Linked DNA regions of Homo sapiens: regions 1, 3, 4, 5, 6 and 7 are each linked to region 2. A link is a contact called in ENCODE Hi-C or POLR2A ChIA-PET data. All regions are on one chromosome and are shown on one strand. Each heading gives the region's core, a stretch centred on a gene start or an enhancer-like site at or near the end of the contact. The rest is flanking DNA. Distances are from core to core; before and after follow the strand shown. Region 1 overlaps UBIAD1 (UbiA prenyltransferase domain containing 1). Region 2 holds the start of CASP9 (caspase 9). Region 3 has its middle 6.6 kb from the start of RNU5E-1. Region 4 holds the start of MTOR (mechanistic target of rapamycin kinase). Region 5 holds the start of TARDBP (TAR DNA binding protein). Region 6 has its middle 11 kb from the start of MIR6729. Region 7 holds the start of CLCN6 (chloride voltage-gated channel 6).

The links. Hi-C counts contacts between places; a loop is a spot of excess contacts on that map. ChIA-PET counts read pairs that join two places held with the same protein, here RNA polymerase II (POLR2A). Pooled maps may share reads with other maps.
Region 1: a loop to region 2 is called in a pooled map, with 25 times the contacts of the local background. The contact joins the enhancer-like site here to the promoter of CASP9 in region 2. A Hi-C loop is called at or near these places in 4 of 37 single-sample maps with no recorded cell type and 12 of 50 pooled maps.
Region 3: a map with no recorded cell type shows a loop between it and region 2 (7-fold over the local background). The contact joins the enhancer-like site here to the promoter of CASP9 in region 2. A Hi-C loop is called at or near these places in 2 of 37 single-sample maps with no recorded cell type and 14 of 50 pooled maps. POLR2A ChIA-PET finds 5 or more read pairs at or near these places in 2 of 52 experiments (A549 and CD4-positive, alpha-beta T cell).
Region 4: a loop to region 2 is called in a map of CD8-positive, alpha-beta T cell, with 15 times the contacts of the local background. The contact joins the promoter of MTOR here to the promoter of CASP9 in region 2. A Hi-C loop is called at or near these places in 2 of 168 maps with a recorded cell type or tissue (CD4-positive, alpha-beta memory T cell and CD8-positive, alpha-beta T cell), 4 of 37 single-sample maps with no recorded cell type and 13 of 50 pooled maps.
Region 5: a loop to region 2 is called in a map of IMR-90, with 27 times the contacts of the local background. The contact joins the promoter of TARDBP here to the promoter of CASP9 in region 2. A Hi-C loop is called at or near these places in 3 of 168 maps with a recorded cell type or tissue (CD8-positive, alpha-beta T cell, IMR-90 and naive thymus-derived CD4-positive, alpha-beta T cell) and 6 of 50 pooled maps.
Region 6: a loop to region 2 is called in a map with no recorded cell type, with 6 times the contacts of the local background. The contact joins the enhancer-like site here to the promoter of CASP9 in region 2. A Hi-C loop is called at or near these places in 2 of 37 single-sample maps with no recorded cell type and 6 of 50 pooled maps.
Region 7: a loop to region 2 is called in a map of CD14-positive monocyte, with 13 times the contacts of the local background. The contact joins the promoter of CLCN6 here to the promoter of CASP9 in region 2. A Hi-C loop is called at or near these places in 4 of 168 maps with a recorded cell type or tissue (B cell, CD14-positive monocyte, ascending aorta and 1 more), 5 of 37 single-sample maps with no recorded cell type and 19 of 50 pooled maps. POLR2A ChIA-PET finds 5 or more read pairs at or near these places in 2 of 52 experiments (H1 and MCF 10A).

What each region holds. Positions count from the first base shown.
Region 1 is chr1:11,279,718-11,282,816 of GRCh38, forward strand. The region is part of intron 1 of UBIAD1 (UbiA prenyltransferase domain containing 1); the gene reads left to right. Among named protein-coding and RNA genes, the nearest start is that of UBIAD1, 8.1 kb to the left of the region's middle. Within about 2 kb of position 1,399, at least 9 of the 41 ENCODE cell types and tissues checked have a DNase peak (open chromatin) inside an H3K27ac peak, as active enhancers do.
Region 2 is chr1:15,522,609-15,525,822 of GRCh38, forward strand. CASP9 (caspase 9) reads right to left here and starts at 1,607. Exons shown (of 9, transcript NM_001229.5): 1 at 1,461-1,607. The coding sequence starts at 1,592. RefSeq lists silencers at 1,577-1,966, 2,247-2,686.
Region 3 is chr1:11,900,124-11,903,070 of GRCh38, forward strand. No RefSeq gene overlaps it. Among named protein-coding and RNA genes, the nearest start is that of RNU5E-1, 6.6 kb to the right of the region's middle. Within about 2 kb of position 1,493, at least 3 of the 41 ENCODE cell types and tissues checked have a DNase peak (open chromatin) inside an H3K27ac peak, as active enhancers do.
Region 4 is chr1:11,261,169-11,264,213 of GRCh38, forward strand. MTOR (mechanistic target of rapamycin kinase) reads right to left here and starts at 1,383. Exons shown (of 58, transcript NM_004958.4): 1 at 1,277-1,383. RefSeq lists a silencer at 1,101-1,150 and an enhancer at 1,571-1,730.
Region 5 is chr1:11,011,254-11,014,628 of GRCh38, forward strand. It overlaps TARDBP (TAR DNA binding protein), which reads left to right and starts at 1,401. Exons shown (of 6, transcript NM_007375.4): 1 at 1,401-1,490; 2 at 2,463-2,712. The coding sequence starts at 2,475. RefSeq lists silencers at 834-1,063, 2,473-2,719 and enhancers at 1,104-1,433, 1,144-2,111.
Region 6 is chr1:12,038,534-12,041,828 of GRCh38, forward strand. No RefSeq gene overlaps it. Among named protein-coding and RNA genes, the nearest start is that of MIR6729, 11 kb to the left of the region's middle. RefSeq lists a cis regulatory region at 1-838 and enhancers at 621-1,120, 2,186-2,255. Within about 2 kb of position 1,983, at least 3 of the 41 ENCODE cell types and tissues checked have a DNase peak (open chromatin) inside an H3K27ac peak, as active enhancers do.
Region 7 is chr1:11,804,470-11,807,591 of GRCh38, forward strand. CLCN6 (chloride voltage-gated channel 6) reads left to right here and starts at 1,722. Exons shown (of 23, transcript NM_001286.5): 1 at 1,722-1,880; 2 at 2,662-2,721. The coding sequence starts at 1,794. MTHFR (methylenetetrahydrofolate reductase) reads right to left here and starts at 1,495. Exons shown (of 12, transcript NM_005957.5): 1 at 1,419-1,495. RefSeq lists enhancers at 1-70, 1,367-2,352, 1,550-1,659, 1,670-1,749, 2,200-2,269 and silencers at 1,180-1,229, 1,250-1,299, 1,970-2,019.

The DNA of each region.
Region 1 (3,099 bases), core at 149-2,648, 4.2 Mb before region 2:
CTTTGGACATCTTAATGTCTATTAAATCTCCTAACAAAGATGTCAAATGGGTAGTTCAAGTTCAGAGAAGCCTGGGCTAGAGATTACATATCTGGGAGTCATTGGTCTATAGATAAAGTTGTAGGACTGGGTGAGGTCATCAAGGGGGAGGGAGTGTTGGTAGAAAAGTCAGTCCTGGTCTGAGCCCTGGGACACTCCCACATTAGAGGTGGGGGAAGAAAAGGCACAGGTAAAGGGGATGTGAGCAAGCATCCAGAGGAGTAAGAGGAAAATCAAAAGGCTGTGGTGGCCTGGCAGCTAATTATAAAAAGTTCAGTGAAGGAAATCAATGAGGTGGTGTAATAGAAAGTACAAGGTGGTGGTGAAGGGAAGAGGCTGTCTTTGTGAAAGTGACGTTCAAACTAGGACTTGAAGACGGAAGGATAAGGAGCTGGCCACGGGGTGGAATTGGAGTCTGATTGTGATGCTGAGTCCTCCAGGGCTGAAGGACCACTAAGTGCAAATGTGGTGGGTGAGAGAGAGTGTGACATTGGCTAGGATCTACTGAAAGGTCTGTGTGAGCCAGAGGGGGCATGAGACACAGTTGGTGAGTTAGGCAGGGTCTCTGTCATGGCGATCTTAACCAGTCCTACTCCCCAACCTCCAGGGCTCAGTCCTTGGGCCTCTTTTCTCTATCTCCATGTACTCCCTTGGTGATGTAGCTCATGGCTTCAGATGCCATCTGTTAAGCTAGTGACTCTTAAACTCCAGACTCATATCCAACTTCTTGCTCAGCAACTTCTCCTAGAACTGTCTCATAAACATCTCAAGCTTAACATGTCTGAGACCAAATTCTGATCTTCTCCCCAAGGAAACCTGCTTCGCCCACAGCTTTTTCCCCATTTTGCTCAATGGCAGCTTCATCCTAGTTCTTCAGGCCAAAAGCTGTGGGCATCGTCCTTGACTCCCACGTCTCACATCCAGTTCATCAGCAAATTCTGTTGACTCTCCTTTCAAAATGCATGTAGGATCTGACCACTTCTTACCGTGTCCAGCCACCACTGTGATCATCTGTCCCTGGATTTTTGCGGCAGGCTCCCAACTGGTCTCTTTACCTCTGTTCTGGTCCCATTCAGGCTGTTCCCACTCAGCCACCAGAGTAATTCTGTTAAAATATAGGGCAGCCCTGTCAGTCCTGCTTAGAACTCTTCAGTGGCTCCCATCTTGCTCAGAGTAAAGGCCAGGGTCTTTACAGTGACTCCCTAGGGCCCTACATTCTTTGCCCACCTTTTGCCCTCCCCCCAGTTCTCTGACCCACCCTCCTCCTTTCTTCCTGCTCATCCTGGGCCAGCCACACTGCCCTTTCTAGTCCAGGAGCATGCACAACCCCTCCTGCCCCTCCCTCAGGTCCTTTGTAGATGCAGCTTCCTCTGTTTGAAATGCTTTTCCTGCTTCTAACCATGTGGTTCACTTTCTCACTTCCTTCACCTATTTGCCCAAATGTCAGCTGCTCAGTGAGGCCTTGCTTTCTACCTTGCTTAAAATTACACACCCACTCCGTGCCCCCACCTGATACTTCCCCTGCTGCTCTTCTCTGCATTAGTTTTCCTCATAGCACATGTTACCTTCTAATGTGCCATATAAAGTACTTAATTGGTTAATTATCTTCCCCCTTCGACTGCGAGCTCCCTCCCTGCAGTCAGGGATTTCTGTCTCTGGTATTAGCTGAACCCCTAGCACCCAGAGCACTGCCTGGCATGTAATATTACTTAGTAAATATCCAGTGAACAAATGGGAAGGCATTGAAATATACTGAGCAGAGTAGTGACATAATCTGGTTTAAGATTTTTTAAACATTGTCTTTTATTGACATATAATTGACACACAGTGAAATGCACAGGTTTTTAGTGTTGCAGCTTGATGAATTTTGATAAATGTATACAGTTGCATAACCCACACCCCGTCATCATCCAGAACACTTCCATCACCCCCAAAAGCTTCCCAGTGCTTCTTGCCTGTCAATCCCACACTCCCTGCCCCCATCCAGAGACAGGAAAAGAACCACTGTTCTGATTCCTCTCACAGAGATTAGTTTTGCCTGTCATATAAATGGAACCTTTCACTATGAACTATGTATGTATGTATGTATGTGTATTTATTTCAGTCTGAGCTCTCGTCTGGCTTCTTTTGCTCAGCGTGATGTTTTTGAGATTCATTGTTTTATTGCGTGTATCAGTAGTTCCTTTTTTTGCTGACTAGCATTCCATTGTAACATACCACAACTTCTTTTTATCCATTCTCCTTTTCAGGGACATTTGGATTGCTTCCATATTTTGGCTATTACGTCTGAACATTCATGTTCAAGTCTTTTTGTGGATATTTGTTTTCATTTTTCTTGGGTAAATGCCCAGGAGTAGAATTGCTGGGTCACAGGGCAGATGATGTTTAATTTTATGAGAAACTGCCAAACTGTTTTCTGAAGTGGTTGTACTTCTTTACACTCCCCCCAGCAAGTGTTCCAGTTGCTCTGCGTCTTGCCAACTTTTTGACTTAAGTCTTAACAGATTCATTCTGGCTGCCGTGTGGAGAACCGGCCCAGTATTTCACTGTGTAAGCTCATTCAGAAAATGGGGTTGGGAGAGGAGGAATGCCTAAAAGGAAATTCCCAGATGGGCCACGTCTCTGAATCAGGTAGAGCACATGAAGCCTTGGGCCATGTATCAAATGCTAGGAAACAGCTTTCTCCCCAAGGGCTCTACTGTTTTCTTGTGTCAGATAACCAGATCTTTTTCCTCCCCAGAGTGGGTTGCTCTTGGTTTTGGGGTGGGGACAGAGATCTCTGCTCAACCTTGCTTACATCACTTTTTTTTTTTTTTTTTTTCAAAAGACAGAGTTTAGCTCTTGTTGACCAGGCTGGAGTACAATGGTGCGACCTCTGCTCACTGCAACCTCTGCCTCCTGGTTCAAGCGATTCTCCTGCCTCAGCCTCCCGAGTAGCTGGGATTACAGGCGTGCACCACCATGCCCGGCTAATTTTTTTTTGTATTTTTAGTAGAGATGGGGTTTCTCCGTGTTGGTCAGGCTGGTCTTGACTTCCTGACCTCAGTTGATCCACCCGCT
Region 2 (3,214 bases), core at 357-2,856:
AAAGGCTGAGGCAGGAAGACCACTTAAGCCCAGGAGGTCAAGGTCGCAGTGAGCCATGATCTCATCCCTGCACTCCAGGCTGGGCAAGAGTGAGACCCTGCCTCAAAATAAGTGTAAGATGTGGCAATACTGGGCCATTTGTTGATATGGCCATACTCAGCTGGAGACGGAGGGCAGTGCAAAGGCTATCCACTATGACGCCCATCCATTGGTCCTCCATGGGCATTTGAGTTTGTGATCCCCGTGAACATTCCTGAAGGCAAGGACTGTGGCCTCAAACCATTACTGTTCCCCAGTAGGGGCCACACAGAAGGCACAAAACTTATTTTATTATTAATGAATAATTACTCATATGATACTCAATTATTTAAAGACTCTTTCCCTGGGCCAGGGCACTGGCCAGGGATATCCAGCCAGCCACTCACACCTACTGCACCTCATGGTAGGAAATATCTCCTGCATCCTCACAGGCCTGTGATGAGGGTCAAATGAGACAAAGATGGGAAAGTGCTTTTAAACAAAACCTCAAATGTTTGACTTCATTATTCTCCATTCTGCATCAGGTCCCCTCATTTCCAAAACCTCTTAACAAAACATAAACTGAACACAGAAGGGGCTGGCCAAAGAGGGCAGGGTACGCTGATCCCCCGCTCTGTGCCTAGCACTACAGTTTCACATCCGTTATTTCATTTAGTCCTTATGACAGTATTATTCTTATTCCCATTTCACAGCCCAGAAACTGTGGCTCAAAGAGGGTAAGTGACTGGCCCAAGAACACGCTGCCAGGCAGCCTGATGCCAAAGTGGGTTCCCGAAACCTCTATGCTAGAAAAGTAAAAACGCACACGCCTCCTTCCTCGCAAGTATTAACGTAAATTAAAATGGAGACCAACCATGAAGAATTCCTGAGCAGACAAAACCAATCAGGTATCCTAAGTGACCTAAATCTTGCTTAAACTGCAAACATAAGCAAAATTTAACTTGGGTCATATCTGATAAATGCTTATGTTAGAGAGAAATAAAACTTAAGACCAGCCAAAAGCAGTCAATTAACAGACCTTAAAAAAAAAAGGCAATTTTGTAACTGCAAACCAATCAAATAATTTCTTTATTTTGCTTCCACATTTTCCCAATAAATACTTGCCTCTGACGTTTTGTCATTGCAACACTAAAGCTCTTTCAGTCTGATGTTCTCCAATTCATGAATTGTTTCTTATTCAAAGTTCTCAAGATGTGTCTCACATTTTTCCTTTACACAAGAAACACAAGCACTAACAGTGTACGCTGACTGAGTATGGCATGGAATCGCTTTAGCGAACACCCGACTAAGAGGTGTTTGGGATTCTTTGGCTCCGCTGAGGGGTTTGAAGCCACAGGGAAGGCTAGGCTCCCGCACAACGCCTCCTCGAGGGGCGTGGGGACCCGGCCGTGCAGCGCGGGGACAGGGGGCCGGGGGCGCACCTGGATGTCCTCGATCATATGGGGCCTGAACAGCTCGCGGCTCAGCAGGGCGTCCCAGAGCTGGTCCACCTGCAGCTCTTCCACCAGCCGCAGCCGGCACCGCCGCAGGAGCCGCCGATCCGCTTCGTCCATGGCGAGTAGCCAACTAAGACTCCAGGCCGCCTCAGTCCGCTTCCGGGCCTCGGCCGCCCGCCCCAGTCCCCAGGACCCGCCCCCGCCCCAGGGCCTGCCCCCGCGTCACGGCCCCGGGTCAGTCTTCGCTCCCCACCGCCTCCGGACGCATCTCCAAGGCCTCGCCCCGCCCCCAGGAGTCGCTCTTGCGTCACCGCCCCGCCCTCAGGACGCACCTCTGCGCCTCGCCCCGCCCCCAGGGCCAAGCCTCCCATCACCGCGCCGCCCCAGAACACGCTCCGCGTCACCGCCCCGCCCCAGAACCCGCCCCACGTCACCGCCCCGCTCCAGAATCCACCACTGCGTCCCCGCCCCAGAACCCGCCCCGTATCCCCGCACTGACCTCACGTCACCGCCCCGCCCCCGCGTTACCGTCCCGCCCGCAGGACGCATCTCCAACGCCTCGCCCCGCCCCAAGGATTCGCTCTTGCGTCACCGCCTCGCCTTCAGGACGCCTCCGCGCCTCGCCCTGTCCCCAGGGTCAATTCTGGGGTCACCGCCTGTCCCCAGAACCTGCCACCGCGTCACCGCCCACTCCCCGGGACGCATCTAGAAGGTCTCGCCCCGCCCCCAGGATTCGCTCTGCGTCATCGCCCCGCCCTCAGGACGCACCTCAGCGCCTCGCGCCGACCCCAGAATCCATTCCGCGCCACCGCCCCGCCCCCAGGATTCAACCCACGCCCCCACCCCGCCCCCAAGGTCAATCTTGCGCCACCGCCCCGCCCCCAAGGGCTAGCCTCGTGCCACCGCCCCGCCTCCAAGAGCCAATCCCCTCCCCTCGCTCCACCCTCAGAATCGTCCTTGCGTCACCGCTCAGCCTCAGACTCCAGTTCGCACTCTCGCCCCGCCCCCAAAGTCAATCCTCACCCCCAGGATCCATCCTTCTGTCACCGCCCCGCCCCAAGGCGGCACCTCCGCGACTCGCCCCGCCCCCAGGGCCCCGCCCCGCCCCCGCATCACCTCCCCACTCCGGGCGCAGGTGCCCTTTTGCAATTCTGGCACCAGTTCCTGGTCCACCGCGGGCCCTTCGCCAGAATTCACTATAGCCCCGCTTTTACAGAGATCCGGAGGGAGTCGTCACACTTCCAGCAAGAGGGAAACCATGAGTGGAGCCGTGATCTGTCCCGCCCATTCAACCTCCTCCGGGGCATGGCTTCCCCTTAGCCCCCTCCTCCACCCCAAGTAAAACCATAAGCTCCCCTCACCGCCCTTGTGCCCAGATCGCAGTTGACTGTTCCAAACTCGAGTGTCTGATCCAACCAAGCCCACCTTACACAGTCTTCCATTCCCTCTTCCCTCCCTCCCACCCTAACACCTCCCACACAGAAAAAAAAAAAAACGGCAGAAATCTAGTCCTGTAAACTCCCATCGTTCTGAACGGTTCATTTTCACATTTCAAAAATAATCGTTTCTGTTTACTGAGCATTTGCTAAGTCCCAGGCATCGTGCTAGCCACTTTTCATGCTTATTTCACTTATCCTTAACTACAATCCTGCCAGGAAAGTATTCCCACCCCCCGCCGGTTTTACAGATGTAGACCCTAGGGTTCAGGGAAACGAATGTTTAAGGTCACTTGGGTACTA
Region 3 (2,947 bases), core at 243-2,742, 3.6 Mb before region 2:
AAAAAAAATTTCACCGGGCGTGGTGGCGAATGCCTGTAATCCCAGCTACTCAGGAGGCTGAGGCAGGAGAATCACTTGAACCCAGGAGGTGGAGGTTGAGCTGAGATTGTACTACTGTACTCCATCCTGAGCGACAGAATGAGACTCTGTCTCAAAAAAAAAAAAAAGTGTGTTTCTTTGCACACATTTTTGTACATTTCTGTTTCCTTAGGATGTATTCCCACATGTGAAATTATTGGCTTGACATATATTAACTGTTAAAATACTTTTGTTAGGCTGGGCGCGGTGGCTCACACCTGTAATCCTAGTACTTTGGGAGGCTGAGGTGGGTGGATCACTTGGGGCCAGGAGTTCAAGACCAGTCTGAGCAACATGGTGAAACCCTGTCTCTACTAAAAATACAAAAATTAGCCAGGCATGGTGGCACACACCTGCAGTCTCAGCTACTCAGGAGACGGAGGCACGAGAACTGCTTGAACCTTGGAGGCAGAAGCTGCAGTGAGCCAAGATCGCACCACTGCACTCCCACCTGGGCAACAGAGAGAAACTGTGTCTCAAAAAACACTTTTTTTAGGGCTCTTGATACATATCATCAAGTGACATTTTAGTAAGATTGGGCCAGTTCCTATTTCTACCTGTGGCATCTGCGTTCCTGTTTCACTGTAACATGGCTGCCTCTGAATTTTATATTTTAAAAGTATTTGCTAATGTAATAGATGGGACGTGACATACAGAGTTGCTTGTATTTGGAGTCCTCTGATTACTAGTAAGACCAAACAGGTTTTCACATATTTATTAGACATGTACATTTCTTCTGGAAAATTTTTCTCTCTACTATCAATGATTTTCTATTGCAGTTTAGTATTGATCCCATTAATTTTTCTTTTTTTTTTTTTCTTAGATACAGGGTTTCACCACATTGCCCAGGTTGGTCTTGAACTCCTGGGCTGAAGCCATCTGCCCTCTTCAGACTCCCAAAGGTCTGGGATTACAAGCGTGAGCCACCGCACCCAGCTTTATCTCATTAATTTGTAAGGCTTTTTGATATAGTACAATTGTTAACCCTTTGGTGTATTGCAAGTATGATTCTGGTGGGAGGCTCACCTTTTTGCTTGATTATTTTTGACACACAGAATTTCAAAATGTCAAATATATTTACGGTAACTTTTTAAAGGCTCGGCATGGTGGCTCACACCTGTAATCCCAGCACTTCAGGAGGCCGAGGCTAGCGGATGGCTTGAGCCCAGGGGTTCAAGACCAGCCTGGGCAACATGGAAAAACCCCGTCTCTGCAAAAAATACAAAAAATTAGCCAGTATGGTGGCATGAGTGCCTCTAGTCCCAGCTACTCAGGAGGCTGTGGTGGGAGAATCACCTGAGCCAGCGAAGTTGAGGCTCCAGTGAGCTATGATCACACCACTGCACTCCAGCCTGGGTGACAGAGCGAACTCCATCTCAAAAAAAAAAAAGAGGCTGGGCACAGTGACTCACGCCTATAGCTGTGCTGGAAGGCCGAGGCGGGAGGATCACCTGAGGTCAGGAATTCGACACCAGCCTGGCCAACATGGTGAAACCCCATCTCTACTAAAAACACAAAAATGAGCCGGGCGTGGTGGCTACTCAAGAGGCTGAGGCAGGAGAATCTCTTGAACTCAGGAGATGCAGGTTGCAGTGAGCCGAGATCACACCACTGCACTCCAACCTGGGTGACAGAGTGAGACTCTGCCAAAAAAAAAAAAAAAAAAAGAATGGCCAGGTGCAGTGCTTCACACCTGTAATCTCAGCACTTTGGGAGGCCGAGGTGGGTGGATCACGAGGTCAGGAGTTTGAGACCAGCCTGACCAACATGGTGAAACCCCGTCTCTACTAAAAATTCAAAAATTAGCCGGGCGTGGTGGCGGGTGCCTGTAATCCCAGCTACTTGGGAGGCTGAGGCAGGAGAATCACTTGAACCCGAGAGGTGGAGGTTGCAGTGAGCCGAGATCACACCACTGTACTCCAGCCTGGGTGACAGAGCGAGACTCCGTCTCAAAAAAAAAAAAAAAAAGAAAGAAAGAAAGAAAAAAGAAAAGAAAAGAAAAAGAAAAATGCTATAATCCTGCTAAAAACTCCCCTGTCTCTGTCTACTTTAGAACGCTGACCATTCCTTTGGAGTTGGTGTTTCCGAATTGTCCATCCTCACACTTTGTGCTTGAATAAACACTCTTTAAATTAGATTCTAACCCTTTTGATGATTTTAGGTTGACATTTTGGTGACCCACAGATGGGACCCAAGGCAAGCCTCCCACAATCCATGCTGCTTTGCCAACATTCTGAGCTTTGGTACCCGCAGGAACAGCTTTCACTCGTCTGACCTCATCAGAGCTAGCGGGGCTTCCTGGCATTTTCTCTTGGGTTTCAAATCTCCCTGGCTTTGGCTGAGATTCAGACTTTATTCAAGTACCCTGATTCCGCAATTCCATGCTCTATGGAGCTGGATTTGAAGCTCTACTTTTAAAAGTAGAAGTTTCAGGCCAGGCATGGTGGCTCATGCCTGTAAACCGAGCACTTTGGGAGGCTGAGGCGGGCAGATCACTTGCGGTCAGGAGTTTGAGACCAGCCTGGCCAACATGGTGAAACCCTGTCTCTACTAAAAATACAAAAATTCCCCAGGCATGATGGCACACATCTGTAATCCCAGCTACTCAGGAGGCTGAGGCAGGAGAATTGCTTGAACCCAGCGGGTTGAAGGTTGCAGTAAGCCAAGATCTTGCCAATGCACTACAGCCTGGGGAACAGAGCGAGACTCCGTCTCAAAAGAAAAAAAAAAAAGTGTGTGCCAGGCGTGGTGGCTCATGCCTGTAATCCCAGCACTCTGGGAGGCCCAGGCAGGTGGATCACCTGAGGTCAGGATCTCGAGACCAGTCTGGCCAACATGGTGAAACCCCGCCTCTACTAAAAATACAAAA
Region 4 (3,045 bases), core at 133-2,632, 4.3 Mb before region 2:
GGACTAGCTCTTCAAATGTAAGCTAAAAGAAAGTAATTAGTTCCTGGCCGGGTTTGGGAGGCCGAGGCGGGCGGATCACGAGGTCAGGAAATCGAGACCATCCTGGCCAACACGGTGAAATCCCGCCTCTACTAAAAATACAAAAAAAAAAAAAAATTAGCCGTATGGTGGCGGGCGCCTGTAGTCCCAGCTACTCGGGAGGCTGAGGCAGGAGAATGGCGGGAACCCGGGAGGCGGAGCTTGCAGTGAGCAGAGATCGAGCCACTGCACTCCAGCCTGGGCGACAGAGCGAAACTCCGTCTCAAAACAAAACAAAAAACACCAATTAGTTCCTGAGCTCATTCCCTCATTCCTCAATTATGCCCACACTGCCATGGGTGTAACATACACCTATCCCAAGTATGTTCAGCTTATGCTACAAAACCAATTTCTCAAAATTCTTATTTTTGAAAGAATTTGTAAGGCACAGAGGAAAAACCTGGGAATAATTGGTTTTGTAAAGCTTTCAAATACTCCACTGCCAAGAAGAAGACTGCAGAAAGAAATGTCATCCTTTAGGGGAGAAGAAACTTAAGAATCCCTGCTAAGAAAACTACTCCAGTTTGTGTGTATGTGTGTGCGTCCGAAAGGGGGGAAGGTGGCTGGCAAGGGATTTCTATTCTCAGGAAAGAACCAGTGTATCTTTATATGATCTGAGGCCCACAGGCCATCTGCTCCAGACTGAATTCAATTAAACTTAGGATATCTGAAGTCAAATATCCTAATGGTGTTGATAGGGCTTAAGGAAGTTAAGATTGGATGGGGGAAACAGGGATGGGGCTGGGGGAGAGGGAGAGAAGATGTACCCCAACGATGTAACCAAGCTCAGTTTCGGGGACTGGATCTCTGAGAGGTGTCCACAGTGGAGGACAAGGGGCTGACACGGACGCTAGTGTTCCCTGGGGCAGAGATACACAATTTTTATACGTGGCTCAAAAGAAAGGGTGGCTGTGACAGGCAAAAGACCCAAAGGGCAATACCAGAGCTGATGGGCCGGCCTTCGGGCGGACGTACCGCGGGCCGAAGGGTCCAGGGGTCTCTTGGGGGTCCCGGGGAGGTGGGCGTTGCCTCGAGGGGTGGGAGTCAAGGCCTCAGACGGTGCCCAGGTCGTGGGGCCGGCAATGTGGGGACCCCACGTCCCAGACGGGCGGCTTCCCCTGGCCCCCCCACGGGCAGGCTGGCCGTGGGTCTGGACATTACGCCGCCCTAGAGGGGTCGTGCCAGGCCCTAGACTCACCGCGCGGCTTCGGCCAAGGCCTCAGCTGCCGCCGCCAGCACCGGTACCGCCGCTTCAGGCCCCCTGCCCCACCGCCCGCCTTCCCCGCTGTCCTCTAAGCCGGGAGCGAGGGAAGGAGGGTTCCCAGCCCTGAGGACCAATCGACAGGTATAGGGAGAAGATGGACTGAAAAACAGGCCAATAGTAATGAAGAAGAGAAGCTTCAGGACCCGGCTTCTCCAGGGGGCGGGGACTGTTCAAATAGACAAACCACGCGGCCAGTGGCAGGTGAAAACAGGCTTGGGTCCACTCGGGAGAACCAATCGGTCGTGAGTTCACCTCAGTCACTTCCACTCACACATCCGGTACGGCGCTGCTAGGATTCCCTTCTGCATCCGGGCTGTGAACTCAAGGAGTCCGGTGTCTGGGTATCTCCGGATCGCAGCGAGAGCGGCTAGCAGAGGTTCGCGACCCCTCCCGGTGTAATTCTGAGAGGAGAATGTGAGCGATGCCGGTGCCCAGGAATTACTGCATCAAAAGACGTTTCGGGCTAGCGCTCTTTATGGATCCTGTGATATCTCTTTTGTTACAATTAATAAGCATTTGAAAATGTTTTTAATTAGATTCTCTAACTTTCCCAAAATTATCCAACTCAGGATCACTCCAGAGAAACCATAGCCAAGTTTTAACCAAAAGAGCTAGTCATAAATAAAAATTTTCAAAGCAACATTATTTTTTAAAAATCCTTTCAAAAAATCAATAGCTGGCCCGGCGCGGTGGCTCACGCCCATAATTCCAGCACTTTGGGAGACCGAGGCAGGCGGATCACCGTAGGTCAGGAGTCGAGACCAGCCTGGTCAACATGGTGAAATTCCCCCACCCGCACCCCCCGTCTCTACTGAAAATACAAAAATTAGCTGGGCATGGTGGCTCACGCCTGTAATCCCAGATACTCGGGAGGCTGAGGCACGAGTATCGCCTGAACCCGGGAGGTGAAGGTTGCATGCACCGAGATCGTGCCACTGCACTCTAGCCTGGGCAACAGAGCAAGCTCCGTCTCAATACATACATACACACACACACACACACACACACACACACACACACACACAACCAAAGAAAATAAATAACTGCTGGTCACGGTGGCCCACGCACTTTGGGAGGCCAAAGCAGGAGGATCGCTTGAGGCCAGGAGTTCCAGACCAGCCTGGGCAACATAGCGAGACGATGTCTCTACAGATTAAAAAAAAAAAAATCAACAGCAAAAGTGGATTTGACTACATTTTTTTTTAATCACAGTGCTATTTGTCATAGTAAACACTGAAAATTCCTAAATATTTCAAAGTAGGAGTCCAATAAAATATGATGCATTCGTTTGGGCGCGGTGGCTCACACCTGTAATCCCAGCACTTTGGGAGGCCGAGGCGGGCGGATCATGAGGTCAGGAGTTTGAGACCAGCTTGACCAACATAGTGAAACCCCGTCTTTACTAAAAATACAAAAAAAAAAAAAAAAAGGTAGGCGTGGTGGCAGGTGCCTGTAATGCCAGCTACTCAGGAGGCTGAGATAGGAAAATCCCTTGAAGCCAGCAGGCGGAGGTTGCAGTGAGCCGAGATCGCGCCACTGCGCTCCAGCTGGGGTGACAGTGCGAGACTCCATCTCAAAAAAAAAAAAAAAAAAAAAAAAAGATGCATTCATAATAAGAAAAATACATAGCCATTAATAATTATAATTTAGAGCCTAGCATGGTGGCTCATCCCTGGAATCCCAGCACTTTGGGAGGCCGAGGC
Region 5 (3,375 bases), core at 151-2,650, 4.5 Mb before region 2:
AAAGGAAGAGAAAAGAAAGAGAGAGAGAGAGAAAGAGAGAGAGGTAGGGAGGAAGGAAGGTGGGAAGGGAGGGAAGGGGGGGAAAGGGAGGGAAGGGAGGAAAGGAAGGGAAGGAAAGGAAAGAAAGGAAAGAAAAGATAGAAAAGAAAGGTGGCTCGTGCCTGTAATCCCAGCACTTTGGGGAGCTGAGGCAGGCGGATCACTTGAGGCCATGAGTTCGAGATCAGCCTGGCCAACATGGCCAAACCCTGTCTCTACTAAAAATACAAAAATTAGCCGGGCATGGTGTCTTTGCACGCCTATAATCCCAGCTATCCCTTGAACCTAGGAGTTGGAAGTGGCAGTGAGCTGCAGATTGCGCCACTGCACTCCAGCCTGGGGGACAAGAGCGAGACTCCGTCTCAAAAAAAAAAAAAAAAAAAGTGAAACAAAAAGTGTGCCTTAAAATAGATGAAGTACTGTATTATTATTATTATTAAAGGGCTGGAGCCAGAACAAGTTAGCATTTTGTGCCTCGAGATTCAAATCCCAGGTCTACCATTTATTCCTTGGGTGACATTTTTTTGGGGGGAGGGGCTGGAGGACAGGGTCTCACTCTGTCGCCTAGACTGGAGTGAAGTGGCGCGATCTCGGCTCACCGCAACCTCCGCCTACCGCGTTCAAGCAATTCTCCTGCTTCAGGCTCCCGAGTAGATGGGACTACAGGCGCGCGCCACTACCGCCCGGCTAATCCTTGCGTCACTTTAAGCAAGACACTTGATCTCTCTGTGCCTCAGTTTCCTCACCCGCAGAATGAATATCAATAGCTCCTGCTACACAAAACTGTTTGGGCTATTAAATATGTGAATACTCAGAAAGTACCTGGCACAAAGTAGCCTTATCATTGCTATTATTTAGAACAAAGTTATTGTTTCCAGGTTTGGAGGTGGGCTGGCGGAGGGAGGAGAAGACGCACTAGGTTGCCTTTCAGAAAAGGGGTCCAGGCCTTATCCTGCCTCCCAGGTGGACTCGGCCCGGGATCCCGAGCCCCGCCCCCTCCAGGCCCCGCCCCGCCCCGCCCTCGCTGGCCGAGACTCTGTGCTACTCTCGCGCGCTTTGAAAGTGCGCGAGCTCCGACCGAGACCTGGGCCGGCGGTTGGTCGGCCGAAACCATCTGCTACGTTACGTGGGGGGAGGTCAGCTCCTATACAGCCACACTTTTTTCAATCTTCAGCTTTTCAGGCCTAGGTCCTGGTTTTATTTTAGCTTTCAGAGCTTCTCTGTAGGCTTGAATTTCCAGGAGGCAGCCCGAGTCCCTGGGGAGAGGGTCATCGTGGCTCTCGTCGGTGCCTTCCACCTCTGGACAGGCAACCGGTGGGAGAGGACGCCGGTGGGCGGGGGGAGGAGGCGGCCCTAGCGCCATTTTGTGGGAGCGAAGCGGTGGCTGGGCTGCGCTTGGGTCCGTCGCTGCTTCGGTGTCCCTGTCGGGCTTCCCAGCAGCGGCCTAGCGGGTGAGTCGCGGAGCCTTCTCACTGAGGACGCCGTAGGTGCCTCGGCTTCTGCATTGGGGCGGCCCGAGGCAGACGCAGCGGCTTCGGACCCTGCCCCGGGAAGTCAGCCGTGAGACCGGGCCTAGTCCTGCCCGAGCGGGCTCGCGCGGGAGCGTCGTTAGGTCCTGGCACGGGGAGGCCGGTGGCGCCGAAACGGGGGGCCGGGCCCGCGGTGCCGCGTAGCCTGAGGCGGAGGTTGGCCCCGGACCCGGACAGTGCCGGAGCCTTCGGTACTTTGTACTTCGAGGGACGCTGCCAGCTTGGGCCTGGTGCTCCTGCGCCCCACCCCGGGCCGCGCCGAGAAACTCCTCCCTCGGCTGGCACGCGCGGGCTTCTGGGAGGCGACGGCCGGCACCGCCAGGACCTGTCGCCGCGGGCCTTGGGGCTCGGGCTCGCAGAGCCCCCGGAAGCCCCAAAATGAGGAACAGAGGGAAACTTTTCTCCTGTTCTTTACACCTGGTTCACTGCCCATATTCAGTCTTCAGGTTCAGCTGATGGATCGCTTGCTTAGGAAAATCGACTGGGACCTATCACGCCCATGCCTCAGCCAGTTAGGCTCCTCCTCTGCCTTCAGGATTACTTAACGACTAACCCGATTGTCATAAAATAGCTACTGTTTATTGTTCCCTTGCATACCCTAGCTTGTAACCAGCAAGCCACGTTGGACTCACAGTTACAGTTTCAGTACCTGACGCATCATAAGCCTTCAGGGAAAGTTTTTTGAATGAATGAACTGGCGAGGCATCACATTTTGATAGGAAATCACTACCCTTACCTTCACCTCGTCATTTTTCAGGGATAACCAATGCATATACGAATCCAGACAAGCATTTTTCTGGAAGTCAGAACTCTGACATGGTTTGGGTATTATCATTATAAGGAAACAGTTATTCTGACATGAATGTTGTTCATTCATATCTCTTTTCTCTTTAGGAAAAGTAAAAGATGTCTGAATATATTCGGGTAACCGAAGATGAGAACGATGAGCCCATTGAAATACCATCGGAAGACGATGGGACGGTGCTGCTCTCCACGGTTACAGCCCAGTTTCCAGGGGCGTGTGGGCTTCGCTACAGGAATCCAGTGTCTCAGTGTATGAGAGGTGTCCGGCTGGTAGAAGGAATTCTGCATGCCCCAGATGCTGGCTGGGGAAATCTGGTGTATGTTGTCAACTATCCAAAAGGTTTGTTACCATTTGGTTTTTGTAATCATGCTGAAGTGTGTTCAGGTGTGTGTCTCATCCATGGATCTTAGCCTCTTTTGGTGGCAGAATGTCTCCTGAAACTTAAGTATTTCCTTGAACTTCAGTGTTAGACAAGTTTGGAAGACCACGAGTCTAAATTTATGGAAACTGGGGATTGTAGATCATTTTAAAAGAGAAAACAATGTATTTAAAAAATATCTGAATAAACTTTGCCAAGTTGATGATAAATTTCAGGAATCACTAAGAATGTTTTGTACATAAATCATTGTTGTAAATAGATTCTTCTGAAGTGCTTCAGTGTTTGGATTTGATCATTGTCCTTTTGGTGTTACATCATTCATTCAGCAAATCTGAGTTCATTTTTTCCCTTAAATGAGCAAACAGTTGGAGTAGCCAAATCTTGAATTAGTGCAGTTCCAATTACAATTTCGAGGTTCTGGTCTTATCCTTCTCTCTGCCTCTTATCAATGATGTTCTAAATCTAAGAAAAGGAAGCATGAAGTTTAAGAAGTGTGCCAAGGAAATACCTAATTTCAGCATTTTGAAGTAGTGTGCTGTTAGTAGTCGATCTGTCTGTGTGTTCCTTTTATTATAACTTGGTATTGCAACAAAGTCCATCAAATTTGGTCAGTATGCAAGACA
Region 6 (3,295 bases), core at 733-3,232, 3.5 Mb before region 2:
ACTCCCACTTCATCATGAGGTGAAGCGTGCATGGCCCAGAAACACACACACAGCTGGATTTCCCCCCTCTGCCTTTGGAAAGTGGCATTCAGATGTTCTGAGAATGCACACTGGCTCAATGTAGACTTGGCTGTAGGTTTGCTGAACTTTTCAGCCCAATCTGTGGGAGGACATAGAGTGTAGCTCCGAACACCCGCCCTCGGTATTGCCACCCACTGACTGCGTGACGGCGGCCGTGTCACTTAGCCTTTCTGTATGTAGCTCAGTTTTGTCATCTGTACACGGGCGATAACTCCAAGAAGAGGTGAACCAGATCCGACCTGCAGAGACCCGGGCACGTGGTCTGACGGGGAGGGGAGCTATGAGAAATGATAAGACTGTCATCAGCTCTTCCATCATAAGATTGATGCCATCCTGTTGCCTGGAATGGAACCTGCCCCCTGAGTTTGCTCCAGCTCATGCCTTCCCCAGGACGATAAGAGAGAATGGAAGCAGGGCATGGAGTCCTTTGATCCAGTGGCCTTCACCCCCAGCTCCTGGAAGGGCTGTTGCTGGGAGCAGATGCCGGCAGCAGCCTTCTTGCCAGTTTCATTAGCATGGAGGCTCTGAGGACAGGGAGGGAGGAGGGATGTGGGTGGGCAGGACCCTCCCTGGGGCCAGTGCTGAGGCTGTGAGGGTGGATGGCTGAAGCCTTGCAGGAAGTTTTGAGAGGAAGCTGGGCCCACAGGATCGTGATGTGATCAGTTGGGGTGGCATAAGAGTGCCTGATGATGGTTTGGGTGGCCTTTGGGGACATCCCCTGTCATGCCATCACCATGCTGAGCTCTGACCACACTCTCTTTGGCCCTCTTTATCTGTGGCTAAGAGTTGGCAACACAGCCTCTGAAACTCAGCAGAAACCCCTCTGCTTCCCCCAGCCCTGCCTCCTCTATCCCCCACCATTGTTGATGGGATACCAGAGGCACCCAGGTGTCCTGGGCCTCCAGCTCCCGAGGCAAGGAAGCCTTTCTTGGCCAGCCAGGACTCATGACATCTCAGCCAGTGGAGAAGGGGAGAGGGAGGGCTTTGAGAATTCCCCAGGCCTCAGATTTGGTGGGGGAACCCTTCCTGTCCACCAGGATTGAGGGTTACAGAACACCCCAGCCTCGAGGGAGAACTAGCTGCCCCCCATCCCATTCCCAGCAAATTCTGACAAACACCCCCTGACTCCCATGGTGGAAGTTTGCCAGGTGTCAACTAAAGAAAATAAAAAGCTGAAGAATTAGAGTTCGGGCTGGGTGTGGTAGCTCACACTTGTAATCCCAGTAATTTGGGAGGCTGAAGCCAGTGGATTGCCCGAGCCCAGGAGTTTAAGAGCAGCCTGGGCAACATGTAGAGATGAAACCCCATCTCTACTGAAAATACAAAAAATTAGCCAGGCATGGTGACATACATCTGTGGTTCCCAGCTACTTGGTAGGCTGAGGTGGGAGGATCACCTGAGCCCGGGGAAGTCTGAGACTGCAGTGCGTGGTGATCACAACACTGCACTCCAGCCTGAGCAACAGAGTGAGACCATGTCTAAAAATAAATAAATAAATAAAAATGCCGGGCGTGGTGGCTCAAGCCTGTAATCCCAGCACTTTGGGAGGCCAAGGTGGGCAGATCACTTGAGGTCAGGAGTTCGAGACCAGTCTGACCAACATTGAGAAACCCAGTCTCTACTAAAAATACAAAATTAGCCGGGCGTGGTGGCACATGCCTGTAATGTCAGCTACTCGGGAGGCTGCGGGAGGAGAATCGCTTGAACCCGGGAGGCAGAGGTTGCAGTGAGCTGAGATCACACCATTGCATTCCAGCCTGGGCAACAAGAGTGAAACTCCGTCTCAAAAACAAAAAACAAAAACTTTAGAGTTCTTTTTATTCAGAAGTTTTACCAGGACTATAGACCGAGCCTATTGCCTGAGAGCAGCCCTGTGGAGGGGTTCTATCAGCTGCTCTGGCAGTTTCAGTTCACAGTTTATGTACAGGTGGTGAAGCTGTAATATGTACAAAATCACATCGAGGTTTGGGTATAGAGTACATCTGGCTATAGATGACTAAAGCACATCTGCTGAATCGATTGTGGAGGCAGAATCACTAACCCCACCAGATGGTATCTTATGTGTAGGAAAAAGCAAGTCTGGGGCCATTTATCTTTCAAGGAATATAGTGACTCACGCAAGAGACATGGGGCTCTATTCTGTTTTGTCTTCAAAGCATCCCTCCAGAGAGCTGCCCATTGTCACAGAGCCAGCGGCTTGTGAATCCACTCAAGCAGAAATGAGCAAACATAACTTCTTACATTTGCTACTTAGGCTCACCCAGGAGAGGAAGCAGCCCCAGGTGCCAGCTGTGTGTTGCAGAACACTGGACCTGGAGCCTCAGCCTGGGGGTCAGTGTTGGCTGCTGCTCCTGCACAAGTCAGTGGGCTTCTCTGAGCCTCAGTTTCCTCATCTGTAGAATGGGGATTAGAATGCTACCTACTGGGCCAGGCACCGTGGCTCACACCTATAATGCCAACACTTTGGGAGGCCAAGGTGGGTGGATTGCTTGAGCCCAGGAGCTCGAGACCGGCTTGGGCAACATAGGGAGACCCCTGTCTCTACAAAAGAATTTAAAAAATTAGCCAGGTGTGGTGGCACGAACCTGTGTTTCCAGCCACTTGGGAGGCTGAGGCAGGAGGATCACTTGAGCCCAGGAGTTGGAAGCTGCAGCGAGCCACGGTCGAGCTACTGCACTCCAGCCTGGGTGACAGAGCAAGACCCTGTCTCAAAAAACAAAACAAAACAAAACAAAACAACAACAACAAAAAAAAAAAACCCAGAAAACCAAGAATGTTACCTACTGCGTTGGGGTTTTTAGAGGATGAAATTAGATGATCAGGAGATGAAATGCGTAGTGCAGTACTGGGCCTAATAAATGTGCAACATTATTATTTGAAACCAGGGCCTGTGTGCATATTGGCAGATGAGGATCCTGTCTCTAGAGGGGTCCACCCCACCTGGCCAGATACACAGTAAGGAATGAGCCGAGTGGGAGCAGGGGAAGTTTCAGGTGATTCTTCCATGAAATGATGGACACAGGGCGCTGGCCCAGTGTCTGTGCTGGAGTAGGGCCCTGCGGGCCTCCAAGCCTGGGAGGGTCAGAGGCCTGAAAACCACTCAGGCCCTTCCAGGAATCTTTGGTTGGGAACTCTAGGGACTCTGTAGGACACGGTGTGGGAACAGAGCAGGATGGGGGCAGTTACCCACACCTCCATTCCACTCCTCCTGCAG
Region 7 (3,122 bases), core at 472-2,971, 3.7 Mb before region 2:
AAACAGAAACAAGTAATCAGAGCCACCAGGGCACAGACAGGCCAACAGAGGGCATAGGGTCATCTGGCAGTCTGGTTAAGAAAATAAGACAAACACTTAAAAACAAACAAAACACTTGCACAGCAATGGGCAAACACACAGTAGTGAATGGGTGTGTGGTGACATGGCACAACAGAGGAAAGCCCAGGTGAGGTTCATTTCTTTCAGACTGTCCACCACTAACCCTGTGTACCTAACCATTTGGGGTCTTAGACTCTTTTGACAATCTGATTAAATGCACTGCTCCCTTCCCCTGAAATACACACACAGGTGCACAGACTACACGGGGATACATCCAAAGACAAGGAGTTGATTCCAGACTAAGAACCCTGGGCCAAAGCTTTCTCCCTCTAGGGCTGCTCTCTTTCATTCTGACCTCAAACTCCAGATTCTCAGTGGGGATGGCTGTGGGGAGTGAGGAACGGGGGCGGGGGGGAGGAGTAACAGCAAGAGCAGCCAGTTGGCTTTCCTCCAGCGTTTAAGGGCGCACCTCGTTAATTGCTTGCTGGAACAGAACCTAGAGTAGGAGGAAGCTGAACCACCTGTAAACCCTCTGATTTTCAAAGACTTATTGCATTCCTAGTATATGCCACGCATGTGCCATATTTGTAAGCCAACTCCCACGATTTATCCGTTATCAGCTGGACTCCCATAGCACCCTGGGTTGTAACTGTGGGTGAAAAGGCCTGTCTCCTTTCTCTTTCCCCAGTTCCCTGAGACAGGACCGGTGTCCTGCCTGGGGTATCCCCAGAGTTTGGCACACGGTGATAGCCAACATTCACTGAGCGCCAAAGGGCCAGGTGCTGCCACTCTCTCAAAATAAGCCTCTGCCACTTACTGAACAACTAGTCTGCGCCAAGCACTGGGATACTAAGCCTACGACTCCCAGAAAGGTCCCGGCGGACCCCCGTGCGCAGCGGGACGCAGTGGGCGCCAGGGACCGCAGTGCCCCGGGCCCAGCGCTCTTCTCCAGGTGATCGCCGGGGAGGCAGGTTTAAAAGGCAGGAGCCGGAAGCCGTCTCGGCGCCCAGGTGGCCGAGAATCCAGTCACCAGGTCACTGAGTCACCGATGGGGGCGAGGACACGGGCCTGGGCCGGTCAGAGGGGCGGGATCGTCACCCCTGGCTCAGGGGCCCCTCCGTCCAGGCAGGGAGCCAAAGTCAGTCTTCGCTTGAGGGTTGGCGGTCGCTGGAAGTGGTAGCCATTGGGAGTTACACTAATCCCGCGAAGGGTGCGCAAGGGAGGCGGCAGCCCCCCCCAAGAAGAGAGGCAGGCCGGCCTCCAGCGCTCCCCGCCCACAAGCACGTCCTTGCCCCCGGGAGGTTGTTTGCCGGCTCCAGGATCTCCCTCCCGGCGACCCCGGCCTCGCCGTCACTCACCCTCCAGTCCCGGGTGACTCAGAACGCTCGGCCGCCGGCCGCACCACTGTGGCCGCTGCAGGGGCGGGGAACGCAGTGAAGGGGCGCGGCGCAGGTGTCAGGTTGCTGGAGAGGCGGGCCTACAGGGCGGAAACCACCGGCGCGGGTGACCGGAAGCCCCGCCCCCAACATGGCCGTGCCCACAGGTCTCGTTGGAGGCCGTGCCTTTATCGTCATGTGACGCGAGTCCTCGCCCCACCCGTCTGCAGCCACTCCTGGTCTCAGTCCCAGAGCTCGAGAGGGCCACGTGACCGTCCCGGGGCCAGTCACGTGAGGCGCAGATCCTGGCTGGGAGGGGGTTGGTAGAGGGGTCCAGAGTGGCAGTAAAGGAGGAAGATGGCGGGGTGCAGGGGGTCTCTGTGCTGCTGCTGCAGGTGGTGCTGCTGCTGCGGTGAGCGTGAGACCCGCACCCCCGAGGAGCTGGTAAGAAGCCGGCGGAGTCGGCCTGGGGAGGGGGCGGTTGCTAAGGGACTGAGAGAGGCGTTGCCGGGGGTGGGGCCGGGCCAATCTGGGCCCGCAGGTGGCAGCGGGTGGGGCCTGGGGACCGCAGCCAGGGCTCTCGAAGCGTCTACCCTGCTTCACGTGCCTAAGTCTGGGGTCTTTTCTCATAACCCCTCCTGGAATCTGAGGGAGAATCCAGGCCAGCTCCAGTAAATCCCACCCATGTTTCCTTTTATTTCCATCTGAAAAGAGTTTGGAATGAAACAAGCGTTTTCAGAATGAGCTTCCTCACAGGACTTTGTGCTTATCATGCTGCTGTTTTAGCTTCTCCAGTCCTTTCTCACTCTATCCCTCACCCTTTCTGGGTCACTGACAGTCCAGCTTCCCCCTGCAAAGCATCCTGGGAAAACTTGAGTTGTGTTCCCAGAGTTGACAAGTCCTTTCTGATTTCAGATACGTCACACTGTCAAATGGAACCTGCATTTTTACCCCCCTTTTCAGCTGGCGTTGGACATCTTTGAGGTGTCCTGAAGAGGAGGGTGGTTATTTGGAGACTATCAGTGGAAATGAAGAGCTCAGCTGATGGCTGTAGATCCTCACCCACATGGTCCCTCACCCCTGAAAGGTTTTTTTTGAGGGCTGGTTCCTATTTGATAATGGCTCCAGATGATTTAGAAGCTAGCCACTGATTTCAGTAAATACTTCTGCCTCCTTCCACTCCTAACCACTAAAAAAGGCTCCCTCTGCGGATCTGTTTTTCTAGACCATCCTTGGAGAAACACAGGAGGAGGAGGATGAGATTCTTCCAAGGAAAGACTATGAGGTGAGCTCCTTTGATACTGCTTGGGCAACTAAAGTAGTGAGTGGCCTGGTCACTTCAGGCCGAAGCATTATGATTCCAACCAGAGATGCTCTTTGACCTTCTGTCCCAGGGAGTGAGTGGGTAAGAGAACTTCCTTCTAGGAAAGAGACTGTTTAGCAAGCCCTTTTCTCACCTTAACCCCAAAACAAGGTCTGGTGTTTTTACACGTTTATAAATCTGTGGCACCTTAACCTGGATAGAGTATGTATTTGCCATTAAACTGTTTGCTTTTACAGCTTACAGAGAGACTTAGAGTGAAAGGCACTGGCAGGCAGTATGTGCCCCTAACAGGTGTGTGCTTATAAACTGTTAAGGAGGCCTTGCTTCTCTTCTAGGAGAGCTTGCTTTTCAGATATTTTCTT